Regions from separate parts of the Mus musculus genome. Here region 2 is linked to region 1. Evidence: chromatin loops called from intact Hi-C (ENCODE). Cell type or tissue: gastrocnemius. All regions are shown on one strand.

Region 1 (2,500 bases):
CCTGGGCCAGAACCCCATAAAGTCTCTGGGAGGTGGGTCCCCTCTTGGTCCCATCACCACCAGTTTCCATGAATGATGTCACTTGTGGTTATTCTTCAGGTATGGTTATGTTGGGGGAACCCAGCTGGGGGCAATGCAGGGACCCAGAGGGTCAGGCAAGGGGAAGGGGGCTCACATAATTGAGGATTCTCTCTCCTGGATTTAGGACTATCCCCTGGTCCTCTCCTGGCTGGAACAGAGAGTCGCTGACCCCTCACCCCTTTATGGTTGTTCTGAGATGTCCCCCTCTCTGGAAGACAATGATGATAGAATACACTCAGGGCCTGTTCCATAAATAACTGCTTGAGCTGAAGCAGGAAAGCCAGTCTAAGGAGGGTTTTTAACGTGCTCAGTCTCACAGGAGCACATGTTAAGCGCTGTACCAACCATTCCGGAGAAAGCTAAGAGGCAGGGGAGCACGCCTCTTGCAGAGCGAGCGGTTCCAATCCTCTTGCAGAGCGAGCGGTTCCAATCCAGTCTCACTGAGCACACAGCTAGGATCTAGCTCTGTGGCAGTGTAGCCGCAGATCCTCCCTCCCGTACCCATGGCACCAGGCAGACCTCTCAGCTTTCCTTGCCAAGTTCTTTGGTAGAATATGATAATCGTCTTTGGGGTTCATGGGATTAATGAGGGCTGGACAATACAGCGAACAGAAGTGCTTTGAAGAGGGACAGATCTGCGCTGGGCACTAACAACAGTCAGGCTTTCCTTGAATGCCTGCCAAGTTGGCATCCCAAATCCACTCCATTCTCTCTTCCACTTACTGCCTAACAAATGGAAAAGGCAAATGAACGGCGGCGGCGTGCGTGGCTTTTATCATGGACACCCTACACCCAAACCCAAGAGTGTTAGGGGAAGGGCCCATTGTCTGGAGATTTTTGAACTCAGACCTTGAAAGAACCGATGTCCTCGGAGCTCACTGTTCTACCCTCCCCCAGCCTTGCCCTAAAAACTCCAGATGCTAAAAATACCCTGGCCACCTGCTGCCCAGGGAGACAGTAAATCACGGGCCTTCTAGCACTAGAATCCCAGCCAGGCCTGGTTCAAGGTGGCCCCGGGCACAAACCCACGAGGTTAAGTTCACGTTTCTCCACCCAGGCTGCTACTAGCAGCTTTCCCTACTGCCCAGGAGGCTACAGGCAGAAGGGCCCAGAGCCAACGGGACCAGCTTGAACTTTCTGGAGCCAACGTGCCGAGTGGGTGAGGGGCAGTCTGGGAAAGGGCTGCTGGGGAAGGAGGCTCCAGGGAAAGGGAGCTGATGAGGCCACAAGAAGCAACTGCTTTACTGTATTAGAATACGGTCTGCACAACCACAAGTTGCCATACTGCGCTGTCTTGTTATTCGGAGGCCACCAGATGGCGCTGTTAACAAGGAACTCATGTATCTGTGGTGTGTGCTATTCCCTAGATGGGAAGAGAATTACTGGAGACAGCTCTTGCTTGACCTGGGCACACAGTGGCACATGGAGGAAATTTGCTACACACACACACACACACACACACACACACACACACACACACACACACACACACACCTCTAAACCAAAACACAGGCAAGAATGTCAAAGGTCAATTCACTTTCATTCTTAACACAGGACCACAGGCAAGAAATGAGAGGCAAATTAAATTTTAATGGACTTTTCAGCAAAAGGTTTCATCAACAAAGACAGTTGTGGGGACAAGTGCAGATTATATTTGAAAATTTGGGGATCCCTGAGAGTTTTCTAGAAAGCTATGTTATTACAGGTAACTGCTATCACACCAGTCAGTGGTGGCACATACCATTAATCCCAGCATACCAAAGGCAAAAACAGGCAGATACCTGAGTTCAAGGCCAGTCAGGTCTATAGAGTAGGTTCCAGGACAGCCAGGGCTACACAGAGAAGCCCTGTCTGGAAAACCAAACCAAACCAACCAACCAACCAACCAAAAACAATAATAAAAAGACAAACTGCTGTCAATCAGCTGCACGGTCCAATCAGTAAAATATAAAAACAGAGCAGTGCATAAGCTACAAGATAAGTGATGACGTTAAGGGCTACTCAAGTGTAATGAGTAGATCCACGTGATTGGAAATTACTTTGTGGTGGTTTGAATGAGAGTGGCCCCCCCTAGGCTCACGTGAGAATGCTTGGTCCCCAGTTGGTGGAACTGTTTGAAGGATTAGGAATGTGGGCTTGTTGGAAGAGGACTGACTGCCTTTAAGTTTTCAAAAGTCCAGGCTATTCTCAGTGTGTTCTTTCTTCTCTCTGCCTCACATAGACCACGGTGCAAGCTCTCAGCTACTGCCCCAGCACCATCCCTGCCTGCCTGCCTGCCTGCCTGCCTCCCACTATGTTTCCCACCATGATGATCATGAACCATGAGCCTCCAACTATAAGTTATATATAACTATATTATAACTTCCTTTATAAGTTACCTTGGTCATGGTGTTCTGTTATGCCGGGAGAAAAGTGACTA
Region 2 (2,500 bases), 53 kb after region 1:
CCCACAATGTGAACATGTCTGAATACTTTTAAGAAGCATAAAAATTAATAAACTCAATCTGAAAAACCAAAAAGCATATTTCAAATGTCTAATTAAAAGAGCTAAATAAATCTGACAGGGACTAATACTCCTTAAGAGAAATTAAATTACTTCCAGAAACATCCTTTATGACATAATGTCGGGTAAGGAGAATGGAGATGCCAGCGACAAGCACACATTTTGGATAGTTCAGAGAAATTACTATTCAGAGTTATCATCATCTAAATTTGTATTCAATAAGCTGCTTGAGTGAAATAGCTTTAGTCAAGAAAATTACAACCAGTACAAGGTAACAGGCTTGTTGACCCTCAGACCTAACAGACCTTCCACAAATATACAGCAAATGAGAAATGCCTCCTAGGGACTCATATGATCAGTATGGTAACAAAAGGTGCAAACACTGGATCAGGACACAGATTTACTCACTCTAGATACAAATAAAGAAAGGGTTTACAGGATTTTTAAAAATTTAACATATACCACATTTCCAAGAACACCAATTTTGTCAGAAATCAATGGGCTGAATGCAGTCACTCAAATTATTTGCATATTTCTTAGCAAAAGAAATCTATAAGGCAGTATCACAAAACTGGCTTCTTCCCTTTTATGGAATTTTTTCTCTTCATGAAACATCATTAAAAATAAGCATTAGAATGGACAGACATTCCTTTTATTACTGAACAACACTCAACTTTGACATATGGTGTGTTATACTTCAAAACAGAAGTACCTTCATAAACAAAATCAGAATATGTTCATTATATTCCCTGTACAAGAATACTTAAAGCAGCTGGGCAGTGGTGGTGCACGCCTTTAGTCCCAGTACTTGGGAGGCAGAGGCAGGCGGATTTCTGAGTTCGAGGCCAGCCTGGTCTACAGATTGAGTTTCAGGACAGCCAGGGCTACACAGAGAAACCTTGTCTCGAACCCACCCCACCCCGTATCCCCCCAAAAAGAATACCTAAAGCATAAACAGGGAAACAAACCATCTCGCCTTACAATTCTGCATTTACCTCCTGAACTGTCTCCATAGGCGGTGGGGGGTCTTTATTCCTGCAGAGATTGACAATGACCCATGTGACGTTCCGAAGGAAGGTGATGGGAATGGAGGGATTGATGAAGGACAGAAGAGGTTTGACAACTCCCAGTGATATGACATAATCTCTACATTGAGGACCATCACCTACAGAAATGAAAATTGTATTTAAAAAAAAATCACAGTCAGGATGAGAAAGTCTGAAATGTGTGCAATGGCTCATGTTGGGACACTGATGCCCTATGTTTCCTCACCAGGCAAACATCAAGCGTTGCCACCCATGATTTTGATTTGGGGAACACAAATTTAACCACTATTGACACAAATGATATATCCTTTTGTGCCTTTTACACTTAAGTGCTATCTTAGAAGTTTATGAACACAGTCAACTCATATAAAATGCAGAGGAAACATAGTGTGTAATGGCTATGCCAATGTGGGAAAAAAGTTAAGATTGTCAACTAAAGCCTTTCAAACCTAAATTCAACTTACCTATAATGTTTCCCAAAGCCCACACCGCTTGTTCACAAACATTCTGATGTGGGGAATGGAGGAGTCGCAGAAAAAGTGGTACTGCATCTGTGTGTATGTAAGGAAGACTAGGTTATCTAATGTATCTACAAATTCCAACTCAAGTAAACTAATAAAATACTCAAGAGTCAGATACACACTACAATTGCCCAATTACAGTTCCCTGCACAAATTTGGCATGGATATGTAAAAAATAAGTAGTATCAGTACTTTTAACTTGGTAATACTTGAGCAATATAGCATCAAACAGAACCTAAGCATGCTACTATGCCATTAACATAAGAAAAAAAAAACATAAAATCTTCCCTATAATTGATTTTTAAGAAGTTCTTATCCCAAACATGTATTCTTAAAGAATAATACTTACTTTCAATGTAATTCTAATGCCTAAGACAGGGTTAACCAGAACCAATTAAATCAGATTACCAAACAATTCAAAGCAATTGTATTTAGTATTCTATCTTTATTTTTTTATATGTATGGGTGTTTTGCCTACATGTGTATGTCTGTGCACCACAAGTGCCTGTGGAGGCCAGAAGAGGGTGTCTAGTTTCCTAAAACTACAGTTAGAGATGGCCTCGAGCTACATGTGTATACTGGGAATGGAACTGGTGTCTCCCGGAAAAGCAGCCTTAACTGTGGAGCCATCTCTCTAGCCTCTAACTTTGTTACACTGTTATACCTTATACCCCCCTTCAGCATAAGTTCACTTTTTCTTAAGCTTCTACTCTGTGTTAGCTCTTGATTATTTAGCTTTACCTGTATACTAGATACTTAACTTCGTCTTTTTATTACAAGTAATTCATACTTTACCAGAATGTATCACTGTAAGTCTCGACAGTCACTGTTAACACTCCAGCTTTCCATGGTCATCAACTGCAAAGAGCTCCCCTA

Evidence for each region. Hi-C counts contacts between places; a loop is a spot of excess contacts. Peaks named below come from ENCODE experiments on the same cell type or tissue, not always from the same donor. Only the 100,000 strongest peaks of a DNase experiment are listed, where the experiment ranks them.
Region 2: it touches region 1 in a loop (2.0-fold over the local background); 2 of 42 quality-filtered maps call a loop at or near these places.

Annotation. Positions count from the first base shown.
Region 1 is chr14:61,330,091-61,332,590 of GRCm38, forward strand. No RefSeq gene overlaps it. Among named protein-coding and RNA genes, the nearest start is that of Gm25716, 12 kb to the right of the region's middle. In gastrocnemius, a CTCF peak has its summit at 1,366 (motif pointing right); DNase peaks (open chromatin) are centred at 51, 714 and 1,272; H3K4me3 peaks cover 892 bases; H3K27ac peaks cover 2,429 bases.
Region 2 is chr14:61,383,536-61,386,035 of GRCm38, forward strand. Kpna3 (karyopherin (importin) alpha 3) reads right to left here. Exons shown (of 17, transcript NM_008466.5): 8 at 1,568-1,654; 9 at 1,053-1,222. Among named protein-coding and RNA genes, the nearest start is that of Ebpl, 24 kb to the left of the region's middle. In gastrocnemius, no CTCF peak of the experiment used is centred here; no DNase peak of the experiment used is centred here.